Linked DNA regions of Homo sapiens: region 1 is linked to region 2. Evidence: chromatin loops called from intact Hi-C (ENCODE). Cell type or tissue: A673. All regions are shown on one strand. Links, peaks and the distances in the headings refer to the core of each region. The heading gives the core; the rest is flanking DNA. Region 1 has its middle 43 kb from the start of SYT6. Region 2 overlaps PTPN22 (protein tyrosine phosphatase non-receptor type 22).

Region 1 (5,379 bases), core at 85-5,084, 350 kb after region 2:
CTTTAACTCATTTTGATTTTATTTTTGTATATGGTGAGAGATAGGAATCTAATTTCATTCTTCTGCATGTGGATATCCAGTTTTCCCAGCACTATTTATGGAAGAGACTGTCATTTCCACAGTGTATATTCTTGGTACCTTTGTCGAAAATAAGTTTACTGTACGTGTGTGGATTTGTTTCCAGGTTCTCTTTTCTGTTCTATTGGTCTATGTGTCTGTTTTTATGCCAGTACCATGCTGTTTTGGTTACTATAGCTCTGTAGCACAATTTGAAGTCAGGTAAAGTGATTCCTCCAGTTTTGTTCTTTTTGCTCAGGCTAGCTTCAGCTATTCGGGGTCTCTTGTGTTTCAATGTTAATTTTAGGATTGTTTTTTCTATTTCTGTGAAGAATGTCATTGGGATTTTAATAGAGATTGCACTGAATTTGTAGATTGCACTGAGTGTTGTGGACATTTTAACAATATTGATTCTTCCAGTCCATGAACATGGACTATCTTTCCGTTTTTTTGTGTGTCCTCTTCAAGTTTCTTTCATGAGTGTTTTATAGTTTTTATTATAGAGATCTTTCACTTCTTTGGTCAATTCCCAGTTATTTAGTTTTATTTGTGGCTATTGTAAATGGGATTACTTTTTTGATTTATTTTAACAGACTACTTTAAATTGTGGAAAGGCAGCACACTGAGGAGCTCTGCTGGGAAAAGATGCTGCTCCCCTCCTCCCTCATCCTTCCTCCAAATAACTTGTCTCTCAGCTTCCAGGTTCTGTGCCCCATTCACACTCCTCAGCCCTGCCAAATAAATGTCTCTGAAGCCCACTTTGACGGGCCACACCAATGTTCACAGACCCCTCAGATTCAGGCTGACTGATAACAGTGCTTGCAAGGACACCTGTAACTACAACTGTTGACTATCTGCTACATTCCAAAACTGTTCTGGATGCTTCCTATACGTAACCTTGTATAACTTTCACACAATCCTATTAAGTAGGTATTATTACTAATCCCATTTTGTAGATGGGAAAACTGAACTTCAGAGAAGCTAAGCCAGATTTGAACCCTCAGCCCATGCCCTCATCACTACACTCCAGCATCTTTCTCTCCTTCCAAGTGTCATCTAGGTAATGTCACACAGTGGTCCACACTGAGAGGCAAAGGCCAGAGCTAGGAACCATTAACAGCCATCTTCTAATGCAGAATTTCCCAAGCTATGTTCTGTAGAACAAATCCTTGAGATGCTGGGCAGAGAAGTAGTTCCCAGGTCATATACACACAAGACAGGTTTTATTTTCTGTCTGTCTCCTGGAGGTTTACAATGTGCAGCAGCTCTGATAATGACTAGGCAATTTATTGAGATTATATTTTGCATTTTGTTCTCACTGTAGTTTTTGTTCCCCAATATTTTCTCTCTGAGAAAGTTTCCTGTCTTTTTTTGGTGCCCTCTTGATTGAGAGATTTGTTTTGTAGGATCTACGTAGTCACTTTTTGACACACCCTTCCTGTCTTTGATTGGGAGAAATTCTGCTCGATCCTCCCAGAGTGGGGAGGAAATGGGCAAGTGCTTTTGCCTGGTAGAGAGTGGGTTCGGAAGGCAAAAGCAGACAGAGGAGTTAGAAATTCTCCAAGATGAAAAGGGAGAAGAAGTTGGGGGGTTCTGGGAGAAGTTGGCACCAGAAAGGGCCCCTGTGGAGCTGTCAGGACCTGATGGGGCATGTGAAGAAGCTGGGCACCAGGTACTGAGTCTCTGGCCTCAGCAAAGCTCCCCAAACCCAACCCTGGCACAAGCTCAGCAGAACCATTCCCCGTCACACAGTCACGCAGGCCTGGACCAAGAGACCATTGTTGATGCCACTCTATCCTGAGCCCAGAGGGTCCCACTCTGTGTCATACCTCAGTACATTGTCATATCCCTGGAGGGGGAGGGCAGGATCAGAGGAACCCTCAGTGACAGCTGAGGATAGATTTTCCATTAGTCCAGTGGGTTGGAGGTTCAGGTTCAGTCAATTTGACTTTAAGAAAATAAGGCAATATGACAGTTCTTGCACATCCAAGTTTGAATTTCAATTCTTACCCACTAAATTTGATAATTCATGATTTGTTAACTTTTTAAACACATGAAACCTGTATTAGCAATTATTGGAATTTTGGTCACTAGATCACCTTTTGGGAATTCTAACTTTAGAACATTGGCCTCCATGTGACTTAACCTCCCAGGAATAATGGGGCCAACTAGACCAGGTAAGCAAGACAAGAAGCAAGAGGGGTAGAGAGCAGGAGGGGAGAGTAGGAGAGGGAGAAAGAATGAAAAGGGGAAAGAAAAGAAGTGAGGGAGAAACCAAGAAGAAGAGAGAAAAAGCCAGGGAAGTGAGAGGAGCAGAAGAAGATTGAGCCAGAGAACCATGGGAGAAAGGGACAGAGAAGAGAGGAGAGGCAGAGATTGGAGGAGGGGGAGGGGAAGGAGAATCCACCATGCATCAGGTGGGGACTTGGCCATGCACTCAGAACACCCAGGAGAAGGACAGGGCAGCACTCTGCCTGGCCTGTGAGTAAAGCACACCTAGGGGTTGCAGTTCCATATGGGTGTTCTGTGAGAGGGAGGAGAAGGCTGGATGTGAGGCTGAGAAGAGTCCCAGCTTGTTTTGAGGGTGCATTCCTTTCAGAGAGGCACCCCAGTGTGATGACTGACATTCCACTGCTGAATAGAGGAGCTCCCCAGCTAGAGTAGAGTAGCCACAGCTAGAGGTTCAGCCAGGGCTTGAGTCCTAGAGCGTGTCATACAGGTGGTGCCTGGATTTCCGCCTGTCCAAGGGGCAAAGCTGACAATGGGTGCCTTCTGTGAGCCCTCTCCATCTCTGCCCTTCTCCTTCTTTGGAATCATTCCTCTCACCTCCCTTCCAGGCATCTTCGGGGAAGATGTCTAATAAACCTATTCTTATTAAGTGTCTTAATCTTTTATCCTTCCCCAAAAGTATAGGAAGGTGGGGAAAGAGCAAGGAAACAATCTCCAATTGTGAGATTTTCATAGGCTGTGCCTAGACAATGGGAGAGGTGCTTAGGAAGGAAGGAGGGAAGGAAGGAAGGAAGGAAGGAAGGAAGGAAGGAAGGAAGGAAGGAAGGAAGGGGATTAAGTATTTTGGCCAGATTTTCTCTGGTTTTTCTTAGGGTGAGACAGATGACTAAGCTAAAAATACAAAGTCTGACCATGAAGCTGAATGGTGAAGTGAACTGGAAATCAGGAGACTAGATACAGACCTGCCTTGGCTAGTTGGCTGCAAGGCCTGGAGTAGGTTATTCACCCAATGCTCCTTTTGTCTACAAGGGGGTGAAACTGAAGGGTTCAATCTAGACATTTCCTCTTGTAGGGTACCTCCCAGCTCTAATATTCAATAGTTCCATAAGTAGAGTTTAATGTAAAAATCAAGTAACACTTGCAAGTAAATTAACCCTGTATATTCAAAGAGCTATACTTAGTGGTACTTTGCCCTCCAGAACAAGTGTTTCTGGGATCAAATGCACATTGATGGAGCAAGGGGAGATCGGGAAAGAGTCTGTGGCTCTGCCTTTCCCTCTCTCCCAGCCCAACACCCAGAAGGAGAAGCTTTCTGGCTTCTACCAACTTTAGCGTGGATGCCTGAGGCCCAGCCTTCCCCAACTTTGTCTTAGGGAAGGGAGATGTAACACCATGACTCAACCTTGAATCCCTTTACTGGCATTATTCCCCCAACAACCTTGAGGGAGTATGCTAGTCAAGACTTTAGGTGACAAATGTCAGGAGCTGAAACTAGTTTAAAAAAAGGGAGGGGGGATTTATTAGCTCAGAAAGCTGGGACATCCAGAAAGGTATCTGCTTTCAGACATGGCAAGAACCAGGAAATCAAATGACTTCATTAGGGCTCTCTCTTTCTGTGTTAACCTCTGCTTATTTCTGCTTGGCTCCCTTCTTTGGACAGCCTGTTTCACATAGTAGGTTAGATAGCTAACCACACCCCCAGACTCCTATGCTCCCATTTTAGCAGCTCTAGTAGAAAAGAATCTGTCTTTCTTGATAGCCCCACCAGTAAGAACTGACTGACCCATTTGGGTCATATGCTCCTTCTTGAATCAGCCTTGGTGGTTGGGGGATGAAATACTCTGATTGGATGTACCTGGGTCACATGCCGCCCTTGTCACTGGGAGAATAAAGTGGATGTCAGCTCCATTTGAACCCCATGGAATGGGTTACCTACAGGAAAAGTTGTAGAGAAGGGATTCCACTAGATGAAACATCAGATTTCCTCAAATAGAATGTCTTCAAGCCCATTATACAGATGAGAAAATGGAGGATCAGACTGGTTATATAACTCACCAAGGTTTACAAAACTAGGAAATCACAGAGCTTGGACTTGAAGCCACATTTGTCCAACACAAAAGTGCGTGTTTTAACCACAGCACTCTGCTAGCTCAACTGTCTCAGCATCCTCAAGAGCCCCATGACTCCAACTTTGAATACTTGGGCTTGTCATTTACGGTTCTCAAAATAACTGAAGTTGCAGGCAGCCTAACAATGCATTCGAGACCCCTGGCTCCTCAAAGGAGCTTGCCGATCTGCTCTGTTTCTCTTCTTCTGCCTCTCCCTAGTTGGAAGGAAGGAGCTAGGGAACCATAATCACGCCTCTCATTGCCTCTTCCAAGGCTAGATACACAGGTATGTGGAATAGGCTGAATGCCACCATTTAAGACAAATGTTCTCAACCACAGTGTGCTCACAATGGCATGGTGAATAATTTGTGAGGTGTGTTGCAAGTAACTTGTTTTGTTAATAGTTAAAATACTGGAGTTTGCAAATGATTTATCTTTTTATAAAAATAAGCAAGAGAAAATTCAAGGCTATCCCTATAACAACACACACTGTGTTCACTTGTATTCTTTTTTATACTTTTTTGAGTGGGAGAGAGAGGTAAAGTTAAAGCAAGCAGGCATTTGTCATTACCCTGGGCATAGCCATGGAAGATTTTCTTTCTTGTGTTCCCACATGGAAAAAGGGCTGAGTATTATTGATTTAAGGGAAGACTTCTGTTCACAAATACCTCCTCAATACCTACTTCCAATTCCACCAAGTAAAAAATACACTGGTTTTAAAAGCTAATGCTGGGTAGGCAGCGTGTTCAACAGTCACTCACATATTGTTGTGAATTATAGGATACCCTTGTTCAAGAATAAGATATTCTAGAAACCTCAAATGAATGGAGACATTTCTGAATACTTTCAGATAATAAAAGCTTCTGAAGGACTAAAAACACAGTCAAACTTTAAAGTGAAGCTTTAAATAGAGCTGAAAGCTTTTTGAGTTAATAGATAATTTTATGCAAAATAACTTTCATACTAGCAAGTAGATTCCTAAGTG
Region 2 (5,379 bases), core at 259-5,258:
TTTTTTTTTTTGGTCCCTTAGTTCCCTGCAGCTCTGTTTATTTTTTTTTCAGTCTATTTTATCACTGTTGCTCAGACTGGGCAATTTCTATTGTTCTACTTTTCAATTCATTAATTCTTTTTTCCGTACCCTCTATTCTGCTGTTGAACCCATCTATTTTGCTTCAGTTACTGTATTTTTAAGTTCTAAAATTTCCATTTGGTTCTCTTTATATCTTGTTTCTTTGCTGAGACTCTTTTTTTTTTTTTTTTGATGAGGCTTTGTATTTTTTAATTTGATTTAAGCATGTTTTTACCTTTTTTATTTTTTTATATTTTCATTCTTTTTATTGTTTTGTTGTTGTTGTTTTAACTATGTTTTTAATTGCTCATTGAAGCATTTTTATCTTGGCTGCTTTAAAATCCTTGTCAGATAATTCTGACATCTGTATCATCTCGGTGTTGTCACCTATTGTCCTTATTTAAATTCAGTTTGAGATCTTCCTGGTTCTTGGTATAATAAGTGATTTTCAACTGAAATCTGGGTATTTTCACATTGTTATGAGACTCTGAATCTTAGTTAAGCCTTCTCTTTTTGCTGGGGCTTTTTTTTTTTTTTAACAGAGTGTTGCTCTGTCACCTAGGCTGGAGTGCAGTGGTGCAATCTCAGATCACTGCAACCTCCGCCTCCTGGGTTCAAATGATTCTCATGCCTCAGCCTCCTGAGTAGCTGGGATTACAGGTGCGCATCACCATGCCCAGTTAATTTTTGTATTTTTAGTAGAGATGGGGTTTCACCATGTTGGCCAGGCTGGTCTTGAACTCCTGATCCCAGGTCAAGACCAGCCTGGTCAATATGGCAAAACCCCACCTTGGCCTCCCAAAGTGCTGGGATTACAGGAGTGAACCACTGCACCCGGCCATTTGGAAAAATTTTTTTGTAGAGACAATTGCTATGTTGCTGAGGCTGCTCTCAAACTCCTAGGCTTGAACAATCCTTCCACCTTGGCCTTCCAAAGTGCTGGGATTACAGGCATGAACCACCTTGCCCAGCCAAGAGATTATTTTTAAATTTTTATTTCTCTTTGAGACAGGGTCTCACTTTGTTGCCCAGGCTGGAGTGCTGTGGTGCCATTTCAGCTCACTGCGACCTCCACCTCCCAGGTTCAAGCAATCCTCCTGCCTCAGCCTCTGGAGTAGCTGGGACTACAGGTATGCCCCACCACTCCTGGCTAAATTTTTTTTTTTTTGGAGATGGGGTTCACCATGTTGGCCAGGCTGGTCTTGAACTCCTGACCTCAGGTGATCTGCCTGCCTCGAGCTCCCAAAATGCTGGGATTACAGGTGTGAGCCACCGGACTTAGTGAGATTAATTTTTTAAGTTAAATTACATCAAATTAATTTGTCATTTTCCACAGGAAATTTTCAGTGCAGCCCTATGCACACCTGACGCTCTCAATTTAGTTGTGACAATAGATAAATCCTGCAACAAATCTGACATCCCTTGACCAAAAGCAAGTATGAAAATTTTTTTGACATAATATCTAGTTTAAATTTTACCTCTGTTCCAGAATGTTTATCTCTGATAACATCCATCTGTCTCTTAAATAGTTCTAATACAGCATTGTAGACCAGTTCATATTGTTCCTGAAGAGCATCACAACCCAGAACAAATGAAAACAAAAACAAAAAAATTGGTGAACGACAGGACCAGATTTTAGGAATATGAACACCAATCAAATCCTAATATAGCAGACCCAAAAGGACGATCGGCATGTTATTAAACTTACTAACAATGCCTTATGCTTACGTAGTTCACTTCAGATTTCAAAGCACTTTTATGCTGCTGAAAATAGCTAAATATTTGATACACCTCTAACTAATGTACAGGAATCTTATGACTTGTTTCTTTTATGTTCTAAACCTAGTTTCTTATCTTTCTCTCCACCATCATTTCTCTAATTCTGTTTCCCTTGCTCACATTAAAAAAAAAAATATTTCATTCTAGATGGATTTTTTGTAAGCAACCTTCATCTTTTCTGGAAAAAGAGATAGTGGTTGGTATATAGATAGATAACTTCAATGTCTATGCTTTAATTTGGTCCTCACAATTGCTCTATAAAGTAGATAAGCTATTTATACCTATTTACAAACAGTTTATCCCAGGTCATTCAGAAGGAATTTCCAGGGCTTGGCTTAGAAACTTAATTTCCACACTCTTAGTTCAGTGCATTTAGATAAAGTTGCTAAAATTTTGTCCTAATAAAGATACCAAAAAAAAGTAAACCACTAAATAAGGTTTTGAAATTTGTGGTTACAAAAGGATTTCACCATAGAGAAATGAGACCTCTATTATTACAAGGTTTATGAGTTATTACTACTCTGTTTTTGCCTGTACTTTCTCAAGCACTTAATTTTGAACCTACTTTTTATCTGAAAGGGCCTAATCAGGGTTTTACCTGAAAGGGCCTATTCAGGGTTTTCCCTGACACTTTACACATTTCTGTACAAATAAAGAACAATTTTTTTTCAAAGATAATTTTAGCAGGAAACAATGCAGAGTCTATATCATTCAACACAGCCATTAGTATGCTCTTTATTTATTTATTTATTTATTTTTTTTTTTGAGACACGGTCTCACCGTGTTGCCCAGGCTGGAGTGCAGTGATGCAATCTCGGCTTACTGCAGCCTCGACCTCCCAGGCTCAAGTGATGCTCCCACCTCAGTCTCCCAAGTAAGTCGGGACTGCAGGCACCTGCCACTACACCCTGATAATTTTTGTATTTTTTGTAGAGACAGGGTCTCACTATGTTGCCCAGGCTGGTTTTGAACTCCTGAGCTCAAGTGATCCACCTGCCTCAGCCTCCCAAAGTGCGGAGATTATAGGGGTGAGCCACCACATCTGGCTAATTTCTTTAAGAAAGAAAAATCAGGGCTGGGCATGGTGGCTCACGCCTGTAATCCCAGCACTTTGGGAGGCCGAGGCAGGCAGATCACGAAATCAGGAGTTCAAGACCAGCCTGGCCAGCATGGTGAAACCCCATCTCCACTAAAAATACAAAAAAAATTAGCTGGGCATGGTGATGCGTGCCTGGAGTCCCACCTACTCGGGAGGCTGAGGCAGAAGACTTGCTTGAACCCGGCAGGCAGAAGTTGCAGTGAGCCAAGATCGCACCATTGCACTCCAGCCTGAGTGACAGTGTGAAACTCCATCTCAAAAGAAGGAAGGAAGGAAGGAAGGAAGGAAGGAAGGAAGGAAGGAAGGAAGGAAGGAAGGAAGGAAGGAAGGAAGGAAAGAAAGGAAGAAAAAGAAAAATCAGACAGGAAGCTCTCATCTGGTTACAGTGCCATTTCCTGGTTACAGTAGTGTCAGAAAAAACAGCTACAACTGTCAAGTTCAGTTAGTTGTTTGATAATGCCAAAATGTGAAGGCTTTTTCAGCGTCTTCCAACTCTTAAAAGTAGGCCTGAAATGAAATTCGTTTTTGAAATGGGGTATAGTTTTATTAAATTAGTATTGCTATTTATATAACTAGGTTCCATACTTCTGGAATCTTTATGCATTTACATGGATCAGCCTTCTTTCAAGTCTGACAGCATTAAACCAGCTAATGCTTTCATTTCACATAAGCTTTCTCCCTCACAGGTTGAATATAGAAAACACCTACACTCAGCACACATGAAAGTTATTTTTTTCCACCAGCTATTAGTGGAAAATCTGTGCAGGCCAAACAGTTTTATATTATAATAGCTCTTTATTTTATCCCTTTAATTCACAACTTCTAGACTAAATATCTGAATTGCCATTGTCAGTTGTTTTATCTCTAAAACTATTTGCATCTTCATTTGTAAGTGTTTTAAACACTTTAAGGTCTTGCTATTTAAGTAGTTAAAAGTAGTTCTAACAAATTACACAAAAGTGCCTGTTAATAAACATCAATACACGTTTCATGAATGAATGGGTCAATTCTAAATTCTATATTAAAAATGGAGACCACTTAGAAAACTAAAACTATTGGGTAAAACTATTCGTGTAGAAATATGGGTGAAATTAATATTGTAGGCAGTGAGAGATTTGGGCTAGGAGAAGGGAAGAGCATTCCTAATGGAGTGAACAAGTATGGGTATTCTGGGGTAGGTTAAAAGATTGTGATACATAAATAGAGTGTGATTGTAATTTTTTTTTTTTTTGAGACAGAGTCTCACTCTGTTACCCAGGCTGGAGTGCAGTCGTGTGATCTCGGCCCTCTGCAACCTCCACCTCGCAGGCTCAAGCAATTCTCCCGCCTCAGCCTCCCAAGTAGCTGGGATTAGCAGGTGCCTGCCACCATATCCAGCTAATTTTTTTATTTTTAGTAGAGACAGGGTTTCAGCATATTGGTCAGGCTGGTCTCAAACTCCTGACCTCAGGTGATCCACCCACCTTGGCCTCCCAAAGTGCTGGGATTACAGGTGTCAGCCACCGCGCCCGGCCCAATTATGTTTTTTCTTTTTTAAGTATGCATGCAATAAGAATCAGGAGAAACTATAGAAAAATAGTAATAGTGGCTATCTGTAGGTAATAGGAATATGGTTTTTATTTTTATTTTTCAGTGTTTCCTAAAACGAGCACATAGACTGAATTCTCCATATTCTGTTACCACATCCTGGGTAGAAATTACAAATCCCTGATTTTCTATGCTTTCAGAGATGAATTTTATCACTACAAAATTTCAAATTAACATGACCTAGCTATTTCAAGTCCACAAGTCAGTTTGTTGAATACTTTTACAACATCCTTTGTAAGGAAGTAAGTAATATTACATTGGTATCTTAATATTTTCTGAACAGACAGTAAAATAAGGAATGAAAGGAATTTGACCCAGGACAAGGGATACAGGAAAAATATTGGGATATTCAGAGTTAGAGAAAATGGCAATGGACTCTAGAGCACGTAATGGTAAATTGGTGTTATATCTGAGCAGTCAGCTGTTTTTGGATGCCTCACCATTAAACAGATGGAGCAAGACTCAGACACATGTTCTGATCCATTCACTATAGTTCATACCTGCGTTTGAACTAATGAAGGCCTCTGTGTCCGCATTTCCCGGATCAAACTGAAAACACTGAAGTTCTCAGGAATTATCTATCAAATTAAAGGGGAAAATATTCCTTTCAATATTTTGTTAATAAATTATTGCTACTTTTTCATAGTCTTGTACTTCCATGGCATCTGCTCTTCTAACATGGGGTAATATCAGAAAAATGATGCATTTTTAAAACAAATGAGGTTTCTTATCACTTGCAACATGATTTAGAGCCTGGTATTTTCCCTAGAAAAGACTAAAGAAACTCTTCAGAATGATTTCACACGGTATAACCAAATGTCTAAAACTATAGATATAACGAGGGACAGGATTCA

What was found. A loop is a pair of places that touch in the nucleus more often than their neighbours do. Peaks named below come from ENCODE experiments on the same cell type or tissue, not always from the same donor. Only the 100,000 strongest peaks of a DNase experiment are listed, where the experiment ranks them.
Region 1: a loop joins it to region 2, with 40 times the contacts of the local background. A loop is called at or near these places in 2 of 110 quality-filtered maps.

The regions. Positions count from the first base shown.
Region 1 is chr1:114,194,505-114,199,883 of GRCh38, forward strand. No RefSeq gene overlaps it. Among named protein-coding and RNA genes, the nearest start is that of SYT6, 43 kb to the left of the region's middle. In A673, for the core only: no CTCF peak of the experiment used is centred there; DNase peaks (open chromatin) are centred at 1,517, 2,877, 3,247 and 3,657; H3K27ac peaks cover 4,662 bases.
Region 2 is chr1:113,847,002-113,852,380 of GRCh38, forward strand. It overlaps PTPN22 (protein tyrosine phosphatase non-receptor type 22), which reads right to left. Exons shown (of 21, transcript NM_015967.8): 10 at 5,026-5,103; 11 at 1,539-1,625. The region is part of intron 3 of AP4B1-AS1 (AP4B1 antisense RNA 1); the gene reads left to right. Among named protein-coding and RNA genes, the nearest start is that of PTPN22, 22 kb to the right of the region's middle. In A673, for the core only: no CTCF peak of the experiment used is centred there; a DNase peak (open chromatin) is centred at 3,270; H3K27ac peaks cover 3,999 bases.